Linked DNA regions of Homo sapiens: region 2 is linked to region 1. Evidence: chromatin contacts called from ENCODE Hi-C or POLR2A ChIA-PET data. All regions are on one chromosome and are shown on one strand. Each heading gives the region's core, a stretch centred on a gene start or an enhancer-like site at or near the end of the contact. The rest is flanking DNA. Distances are from core to core; before and after follow the strand shown.

The links. A loop is a pair of places that touch in the nucleus more often than their neighbours do. ChIA-PET counts read pairs that join two places held with the same protein, here RNA polymerase II (POLR2A). Pooled maps may share reads with other maps.
Region 2: a pooled map shows a loop between it and region 1 (3-fold over the local background). The contact joins two enhancer-like sites. A Hi-C loop is called at or near these places in 3 of 50 pooled maps. POLR2A ChIA-PET finds 5 or more read pairs at or near these places in 2 of 52 experiments (T-cell and naive thymus-derived CD4-positive, alpha-beta T cell).

What each region holds. Positions count from the first base shown.
Region 1 is chr14:61,267,454-61,272,697 of GRCh38, reverse strand. It overlaps a transcript of PRKCH not described here. Among named protein-coding and RNA genes, the nearest start is that of TMEM30B, 11 kb to the left of the region's middle. RefSeq lists an enhancer at 2,288-2,787. Within about 2 kb of position 2,922, at least 3 of the 41 ENCODE cell types and tissues checked have a DNase peak (open chromatin) inside an H3K27ac peak, as active enhancers do.
Region 2 is chr14:61,436,084-61,441,327 of GRCh38, reverse strand. All of the region lies in intron 2 of PRKCH (protein kinase C eta), which reads right to left. Among named protein-coding and RNA genes, the nearest start is that of PRKCH-AS2, 110 kb to the left of the region's middle. RefSeq lists an enhancer at 1,686-2,055. Within about 2 kb of position 2,132, at least 21 of the 41 ENCODE cell types and tissues checked have a DNase peak (open chromatin) inside an H3K27ac peak, as active enhancers do.

The sequences.
Region 1 (5,244 bases), core at 1,673-4,172:
TTTAGCCTTAAGATGCAATTCACTTCAAAAATTAAATCTATGGGCCAGGCGTGGTGGCTCACGCCTGTAATCCCAGCACTTTGGGAGGCCGAGGCAGGTGGATCACCTGAGGTCAGGAGATATAGAGACCAGCCTGGCCGACATGGTGAAACCCCGTCTCTACTAAAAATACAAAACCTAGCCGGCCGTGGTGGCGTGTGCCTGTAGTCCCAGCTACTCAGGAGGCTGAGGCAGGAGAATCGCTTGAACCTGAGAGGTGGAGATGGCAGTGAGCCTAGACCGTGCCACTGCATGCTAGCCTGGTTAACAAACCAAGACTCTGTCTCAAAAAAAAAAAAAAAAAAAAAAAAAAAGAAAGAAAAAAGAAAAGAAAAAGAAATCTACTTAAAATCCTGTTGAGCACATACAACTTACCAGACATCACACTAAGTGATTTCCCTTGGTTTTTCTCATGTCATCTTTTTTTTTTGGAGACCGAGTCTCGCTGTTTTGCCCAGGCCAGAGTGCAGTGGCGCAATCTCAGCTCACTGCAAGCTCCGCCCCCCGGGTTCACGCCATTCTCCTGCCTCAGCCTCCCGAGTAGCTGGGACTACAGGCGCCCGCCACCACGCCCGGCTAATATTTTGTATTTTTTTTAGTAGAGACGGGGTTTCACCGTGTTAACCAGGATGGTCTCGATCTCCTGACCTCGTGATCCGCCCGCCTCGGCCTCCCAAAGTGCTGGGATTACAGGCGTGAGCCACCGCGCCCGGCCCCATGTCATCTTTAAACAACCCTAATATTATCCCCATTATGCAAATTCAGAAACAGAGGTTTGAAGAGAGAAAGAAAGTGGTCCAGTGTTATGCAGCTGGTTGGGGACAGCCAGGTTTCCAGCTGAGGGCAGTGTGACTTCAGAAGCTCCCTGGCTATTCAAAGTCAGCAGTGACAAAACAAATAGCTGCCATTTGTTGAGCACTTTCCAGGCAATGTTCTGAGTGCTTTGCCTATCACATTGTACTCCTCACAACAATCCTATGAAGTAGGTGCTAATATTAACTGCATTTCACAGATGAGGAAGCCAGGTTCAGAGAGGTTAAATAACTAGTCTAAGGCAGCACAGGCAGTATAGAGAGCCAGAATTCAAACCAGGTTGGCCGACTGAGAGGCTCGCTAAAGGAGTCAACTTCTCATCCTCTAATTTTCTTTTAGTTTTTATGCAAATAATGATTAATCATGAATGTTAAGACTAAATCTGTGAAGGAACAAGAATAGTCAAGACAGCCCTGAAAAAGAACTGGAGTTGAAGGCGTGAGAAGGTGGAGGGGGATTTCACTTGACCTACCAGAACTGAAGACTTCACTGGAAAGCTTCAGTGACTTGGACAGGGTGATTTTAGTGTAGGGTAGGCAAGTAGACCAATGGAACAGAATAGAGAGAAATTCATACTATAATGAAAAACACAGAAAAGATAACAATTTAGGAGAGTGGTTATCCCTGGGAGAGAGGGGGTGAATGGCGGCAGGGAGGGCAAACAGTGTATCAAAGTACTAGTAATACTGTGGGAGGTGGGTACACTAGTGTCCATCTTGCTATTATTCCTTAAGTTGTGCACACATTGTATACACTCTTCAGCACTGATAATAACAGTCTGGAGAATTTACTCTGCGCTGATGAAAAGGTTGCCAGGGAGTCTAAGACTTAAACTTTCATGACACCTTTACTTGTTTGTGCTTTTGTTTTTTGAGACAGGGACTTGCTCTGCCACCCAGGCTGCAGTGCGGTGATGCAATCACAGCTCACGGCAGCCTTGACCTCCTGGGCCCAAGTGATCCTCCCACCTCAGCCTCCTGACTAGCATGAACTACAGGCACATGCCATCACACCCAGCTAATTTTTAAATTTTTTTGTAGAGACAGGGTCTTGCTATGTGGGCCTCACTGGCCTCCAACTCCTGGGTTTATGCAGTCCTCCCTCCTCAGTCTCACTACGTGCTGGGATTACAGGTGTGAGCCATTGCATCATGATACCTTTAGAGTCTACTTTTTTCTGTGTTGCATCCAGTGCTTCTATAGACTCAAGTAATGCACAAGGTTAGAATAATTCATTCCTAAGCATTTGCGACCTCATTAAGAAATTTGGATAATTTTTAAATGTGTTTTCTTTAAGTTGAAAAACAAAAATGACATTAGGTGGACTACTGCCCAGTGCACTCCATTTTAGTGGAAAGTTCAAAAGAACACAGGAGCCCCTGCAGGTAAGTCCCCTTGGAATTTTGGTGAGTATAGACACTGTATGAGGGAGGAAAAATCCTGGCCACTGCTAGCGTGGAGAGATGGCTTTTGTATTACAGACTCATAGCACCAAAGCCATGACATCTCCTCATTGTCTTTTTTCTTTTTAAAAAATGTTTGTGGAGACAGGGGTCTCATTATGTTGGCCAAGCTGGTCTCGAACCCCTGGCCTCAAGTGATCCTCCTGCCTTGGCCTCCCTAAGTGCTGGGATTACAGGTGTGAGCCACCATGCCCAACCTCAGTGTCTTTCATCAGAGCAGAAAGCGGGAGGCCATGCAATCTAAGTAGAAATTAACCCTAAGACAGAAATCTTGGGAAGGGAATAAGTAGCATTTTAGCCACATTTCCTCAAATTTACTACCAAAGGTAAACTCAGCAGCCAAGCAGTGGGCTCAGTGCCAGCCCCTTTGCATGTCATAGAGTCTTGCATTTTTCCTGCGCTGTACACCCGGGGACTGGGGAAGGTCGTTCTACAGAACTGAGAAAAGGATTCAACTCTGCCACCTGGCCCCCTGAAGTCACCTCGCCGTGGCCTCGCTGCCCCTGACGGGACCTGTGGCCGGAGCCTGACTGCAGCGACACGGAACGCAGCGTACAATTTCTCAGGTTGATTGTCGGTCCAATCTGTAATGAGAATCCCGTTCTAAAGATGTGCACTGCTGCCCTCCGCTGGACATAGACAGAATCACCAGCATTTAATTACCTTTGGGTCTAATGCAAACGACAGCAAAAAAAATCTGCTCTTAGGGGATTGTGTATGTGCATGTAAATAGTAGCTATAGAAATTAAAGCTCCTCAGAAAACCAAATACCGCATGTTCTCACTTATAAGTGAAAGCTAAAGGATGAGAACACATGGACGCATAGAGGGGAACAACGCACCCTGGGGCCCATGAGAGGGTGGAGGTTGGGAGGAGGGAGAGGATCAGGAAAAATAGCCAATGGATACTAGGCTTAATAATTGGGTGATGAAATAATCTGTACAACAAACCCCATAACGTGAGTTTACCTATGTAACAAACCTGCACGTGTACCCCTGAACTTAAAACTTAAATAAAAATTAATTAATTAATTAAAATTCCTGGGAGTAAATAAAGTTTGGATGTTTATAAATTTTATGACAATTTTGTGACTTTCTATACATTATGATTAAGTGATCAAAAAATTTATCATTAATTTTTATTCAAATAATATTTTCTGCAATATGATTCTAGTGGTTACTACAAATTTCTTTTTTCTCTAAAAAAACTTTTTCACAAATATGTTAGTTTTACAACTATGTCATAAAGAAAAAATTTTTGGCTCTAACTTTGGAAAAGTACACGTCATTTACTTTGTCATAAGCATAGGCACAAAAAATGGAAAAGACTGCCACTTTTTTTCTTTTCACCAAATGTCTTTGCCAAATAGGAAGAATATGTCTTTTTATATTTGAAACTATATTTTTCTTTTTAAGTGGAAGACCAATAAATATTGGCAGATGCCTTTCCCAGGAACTGTATGAAACTGACTCACAGCTTAATGGACTGACTGATACACTTACAATAGTCACTTCTTTCTGGAGCAGAAAGCCTCCAGAGTCTTTCCAGAAGCAAAATTAAGTATGCCCAGTTAGCATTCTATGAATTGCTTTGAATTGCTTGTACTGGAACAGTCATTCAATCAAAGCAAAAAGCTTTAGGTGGGAATGATTTAAACTTTGCCTACTTTTTGAGGTTGATATTGAACCTAAGAAATATATATATATTTTTTGGCAGGGGGCAGCGTCTTGCCCTGTCACCCAGGTTGGAGTGCAATGGTACGATCTCGGCTCTCTGTAACCTCCGCCTCCCGGGTTCAAGTGATTCTTCTGCCTCAGTCTCCCAAGTAGCTGGGACTACAGGCATGGACCACCATGCCCACCTAATTCTTTTGTGTTTTTAGTAGAGCCGGGGTTTTACCAAGTTGGCCAGGCTGGTCTCGAACTCCTGATCTCAGGTGATCCACCTGCCTCAGCCCCCCAAAGTGCTGGGATTACAGGTGTGAGCCATCGCACCCGGCCAGAAATATAAATTTTTGTAAACTATTTTAAAATTGTGTGTAAGTGAAGCTGGTACCATTCTTCAATACCAAAACAAATATTTCTTCCATTCTAAGCTGCACTTCCCCCCACATTTTAACATTTCTAAAATCAGGATGTATATCAAAGTCTTGGCTTCTCACAATCCATGGCATGTTACAATTGCTGGCACTTAGACAGACTCACTGTCAGCCAGGTAATGGTCAGGATGTAGCTGTCATTGTGCAGTACTGTCATATTTGGGGCAAAACACTGCATTGTGTACAATAACATAGACATTGAAGATTCTGTCTTTAAGGGATTCCGAAGAGTTGGACTCTGAACATGAAGGAATTTTAGGAAAATCTTAGCAAAAATAAAGCTTAGTTTATTTTAAATATATTTTTCTTTTCATATCAGCAGAAGCATGATACGTAAGAAAAATCTATCTAAACAAATATAAAAGCACCCTTTTAATAAGGATAAAGTGCAAAAAATGTAAAAAATTGTTAGGTGATATTTTAATTGGCAGCATTTTTTTTCTTAGTGGTACATAACGTAATGGTGCATCTTATGATTCTCGACATCTTAAATTCAATAAATTATACAGCATAACAACAAGACAGTGGAAAAAATGCTTTTGAATTCAAAACCAGATGACATAAGATGGCATTAACTGAAAAGGTGTATTCACTCAATTTCCACTGCCTGCACTATCAATCCATTCTGAGAAGAAAATGGAATTTTTAAAATGCTCTCACTCCTCTGATGTAAACGAATACTAAAAGAATAAAACAGTGTGCCGGATGCCAACATGAATCAGCTCCTCAGCCTTCAGCATCTCACTATAATTATTGGATTCAGTCCAACCAACCTTCAGGATCACAAGAAGGGTAGCTGAGGGGCTCAGAGATCAAAGCCTACATGTAGTTC
Region 2 (5,244 bases), core at 883-3,382, 170 kb before region 1:
GGGTTCCCATCTAGAAATCAGGTGGCCCCTTCTTCCTAGGGTTTTCCCAAGGACTGAATCAGGTAACACATTCAAAGAGCTTAGCACAAAGCTAGGCACATCGCAGCATTCAAAAAAATGTAGTTATTTAGGGCAAGTGCAGTGGCTCACATCTTTAATTCTAGAAATTTGGGAGGCTGAGGTGGGAGATCACTTGAGCCTAGGAATTGGAGACCAGTCTGGCAACATAATGAAACTCCTTCTCTACCAAAAAAAATTTTAAAAAAAGCCAAGTGTGCACCTGTGGTCTCAGCTACTAGGGAGGATCACTTGAGCCCAGGAGGTTGAGGCTATAATGAGCCATGATTGCACCTCTGCACTTCAGCTGGGCAACAGAGCAAGACTTTCTCTCCAAAAAAAAAAGAAAAAAAATGTAGTTATTTCAATAATAATTTTTTATTTTTTATTTTTATTTTTGGATAGAGTTTAACTCTGTCACCAGGCTGGAGTGCAGTGGCGTGTTCTCAGCTCATTGCAACCTCCACCTCCCAGGTTCAAGCTATTCTCCTGCCTCAGCCTCCCAAGCAGCTGGGACTACAGGTGCACACCACCAAGCCCAGCTAATTTTCGTATTTTTAGTAGAGACAGGGTTTCACCATGTTGGCCAGGATGGTCTTGATCTCTTGACCTTGTGATCCACCCGCCTCAGCCTCCCAAAGTGCTGGGATTACAGGCGTGAGCCACCATGCCTGGCTTTCAATAATAATTTTTGTGGAGACCAATGTGACAATACCTGTCAAAGAAATTAGAGTCTACACAATAGATCTCAAAGAGTGAAATGCAGAAAGAGTCCAAATGAATTTGGCCAAGACACCAACATCTTCAGAGATTCCAGCACAGTTAAAATTATACCTGCCTCAGTTTTTGTTTGGAGGTAGGTGTAATCTTTGGCAAACAGCCTAGTTACTTTCCTTCTTAAGTTTCCCATATGTCTCAAGAAGATAAAAATGCCCCTGTTGTCCACCCTGTGGGAACAGTGTCATAACCAATAATCCTGACAGGTTCTAAGGACTGCGGAAGAACAAAAGTTACTACACTACACTGCCCTCTTCCACTCATGATACTTCTAGAAGTCATTTAGAAACCACGAAGTGAACAGATTTTAACATTCCTTTGCTTGCAGATGACAAAATTAGGCTAATGGTATCACTCTCTATCCAGCCTCTGTTATCACCAGCCTGAGACCCAGCTCAATACCGGCCAAAGCAAAACTTGTCTTGAATTATTAATAGTAAACACTTATCATGTATAGATGCAAATTAAGTTCTCCCTGGGGATCTAATTACCAAGAATTAACTTTTTAATCCCTTAATACTACAAAGATTGGTTAAAAGACCAGCCCACTTGCATGTTTAATATTTCATCAACTGAATCCTATTTTTTTTCTTAACAGCTATTGCCACTGCAATTTTCCAGTTGATTCCTTATAACCAGAGGAGGATTTAGGAAAAAACTGCATGCCAATCATTTCTTGCCACCTTCACTCCTGCCTTTTCACCTTCCTAAACGGCCCTTCCCTCTTTCCTTCCAACCATTAAGAGTTAAATTAGCCTTAACCTACCTGCCTCAGAGCCTGAGCAAACTCCCCCAAATCCTAAAGCCGGGTGACATGCTAACCCACTGTTGCCACAGCAGCCTGGGAGTGCACCGGTGACATGCTAACCCACTGTTCCCACAGCAGGCCGGGAGTGCACCTCAATGTCTTCTCTCACGACCTGGGGCCGTGTCTCTTTCACTTCTGCCCCAGGCACTTCCCATGCACTTTCATACAGGGACATGGACAAACTTCACTCTGCCCTTTTACATTATTTTGCACGTGTGCTTCGTTTAGAAAACAAACATACACACTCATGCACCTACACACACACCTGGGACTTTGCAAGACATTTGGTCACATAAAGAAAATGGGCCCCCATGGCTTCCAATGACTTTCACTGTCACCATGTTCTAGACTGCTGCCATGAGCAAAAGGAAACAGCTCTCCCACACGCTCTTCACTTGCCTACAGACTCCAACCCCACTTCACCATCGGAATGCAGAGGGAACTTCCTCATTGTTTGCACCGCCTCCTGTTTACTTAGGACTGAGTTAAAAGGACTAAAAAAAAACCCTATTGAATACTATGGTGCTTAAATCAACCAGGGCTTTGAGAAATCTCTCAGATCATGTTTTAGTTAGACACGTCAGGCAACCCTAACATGCTCTGCAGCCAAAACTTGCATCACAACTTCTGTTTGGCTCCTTAGGTGCCCAATGGCTCTAAATAAATAGGAAGCTGGCTCTGTGTCCCAGCACGGAAATTCACATTCCAATCTCCAGAGGGGTGCTGGCCTGGAGCCCTGGTCTGCCTCACCAGAAGTGGGTTTTGAAAAGCCACCCCATCCACAGGGTGCAGAGTAATTATGTCAAATATAATGAAGATTAACTATTCTAAAATCCCATCTCTTCTGAACTAAAATTATATTTCATAAAACTGGACTGTCACCCCATGCTTGTTTTGAGAACTTTAGAAAGCACATGTGACTAGGAGTCACCAAACAACCCCAGGGTAAGTTTTCATTTGCAAAAAGTTGCACTGGACTGAAACTTGTGTTGGTCATGTGAGGCTTCTGTGGATGAGGAGTATGTCTCTGAGAACTCCTATTCTCGGTTGCTGTGATTCTGTAAACTGTTGTAACTTTAACTCAAAAACAGTAAATACATCATCCTCTTTGGTCTTTTGTTCTATCTGCTCGAATTTATGGTTTTATATCCCAGCAGCAGAAATATATATTTGAAAGTACTTCTAAAATATTCCAACCTGGGGCAAAAGCGTGGATCACAGCTCCTCATTTTTAAAATGATTGTAAGCAAATTAAATCAGAGAAAATTTCTGGCATGGCACTTTTTAGTTTCCAGAATTACTGGCGTAAAATGCACAGCGAATATAACTTTGATTCAGTGTAACATACGATTGAACTCAAGTTTAATTTGCCTAATATCAAAAGCACTGTGGTTTACTGTGGCTTATCTTTAAGGGGGCTACACTGAGAAAACAGAACAGCCTTCTATATGACGACAGACAAGAGAGTTTGGTGGTTGAGGCTGTGGAATCTGGAGCCTGGGGTGTGCAGACGGCTTCTTCCCTTATAAGCTCGGTGGCCCTGGGCAAGTTGTTTAACATCCAATGCTTCAGTTTCCTCATCTATAGAACATAAAGGATATGTTCCTCATAGGGCCATTTGAGGACTTGATAAGTTAATAAGCACAGCATAATTAGAGAAGTACCCGACAGGTAGTAACTTACCTAGTGTAACTGTGAAAACCCTTACTTCACACTACCCTAGAGTTCTAGGAATAGAAAGGATTTTTTTTTTTAAGAGACAGGGTCTTGCTGTGTTGCTAGGCTGGTCTCAAACTCACGGGCTCAAGTGATCCTCCTGCCTCGGCCTCCCAAACTGCTGGGATTACAGGTGTGAGCCATTGCACCTGGTCGATAGAAAGGATTTTTTAATTCAACTGTCTATTGTCTAGAAGAAGAATGAATACCTAGGAAATTGGGGCCTAGAGAAGTTAATGTACCCCGAGACACATTTAGCTAGCTTGTGCTAGAACTGACACTAAAATCTTCCACACACCCTGCACTGTGCCCTTTATTAACACCAGGTCTCCTGGTATCCCTAGAAAGTAATAAATTTTCTAGTGAGGAAACAGAAACTAACAGGAAGGTTAAGTGAGGTCAAGCAGCCAATGACAGAAGTGAGGACACCAGACTCCGTTGACTATTGTTGAACTACTGGATATACTATCAAATGTCTTTTTTCTTCTTCCTGAGATAATTTGTTTTATCATTTGTACACGTGGGAGAAAACAACTGTGAGAAAAACAAACAGAAAAACCTTAGAGTTAACCAAAAGCTACTAGTCAAGAAAGAACCAGAAAATATTATTGGTTTATATCTGCAAAATATATCCCGGGAAGGTAATGAGGTAAGGTAGCAACAGAATTTTGCTTAACATCATCAAAAACACTGAATAAGAACTACTTGCATAAAGAATGATGCATAAAAATGTAAACACAGATGATGATGATCTCTGAGACAGTAACGACACAAACAGAGATTAGGACGCGTGATAAACAAATGCCTAACTTAACTAAACGGCTATTTACAACTGGAAATACAACGGTATTTTACAATCCTGGTTTTATATACTTGAAAATGTAAACATTTAAATGGGTATTTACAACAAGCACACCCCACCAGTGGGTGACAGTGACACGGGCACTGAGCGAATAAATCACAGGAGTTGCAGATATAGTCCTGTAACTAATTAAGGAAGACTTCCATGTTAGTAGTCTTTGGAAAAGAGGAAGGAGAACTTGGTGAATTAGAGCAGGGAGAAGGTACCAGGAATTTTGTGCCAGCACCTGTGACAAAGACTGCAACAAAAGGTTTTGGTATTTAAAAATGGCAGCAAGGCCGGGTGTGGCGGCTCATGCCTGTAATCCCAGCACTTTGGAAGGCTGAGGCGGGCAGATGACCTGAGGTCAGGAGTTCAAGACCGTCTGGCCAACATGGTGAAACCCCATCTCTATTAAAAATACAAAAATTAGCCAGGCCTGGTGGCGGGCACCTGTAATCCCAGCTACTCAGGAGGCTGAGGCAGGAGGATTGCTTGAACCTGGGAGGCAGAGGTTGCTGTGAGCTGAGATCACGCCATTATACTCCAACCTGGGCGACAGAGTGAGACTCCACCTCAAAAAAATAAGTTGAAAATAAATGGCAGCAAAAGCCCCCTCAATGGCACTAGCAGTACAGAATCCTCTGTGTTTTTTGAAAACAGCTTAACTATGTACTCATAGTTATTTCCAAACTCAGATAAAGTGGTTGGACTCACTGTATTAGACCCGGATCTCACTGTGGAGACCCAAATCAACAGCTGCTACACATGTTTCTCAGGGCTTTGGTTCCCTCTGAGGAATCTCAGCCCACACAAACACCAACCATCCTGCAAACTAAATGGGATGGCAAAAGAAGGAGAGGAAAATAATTTGTTACTAGACTGACTCTCTTGAGTAGGACCTACGGCTCATAGCATCCACGCAAGCTGAGCCCATGCTCACTCATCACTCCAGCCTCCTCTGCCAGCAGAACAGTGATTAGAACAGAACGTTGCATGTGAGCATCTGCAACAGGGCCAAAGTTCCATCCAGAACCATGAGAAA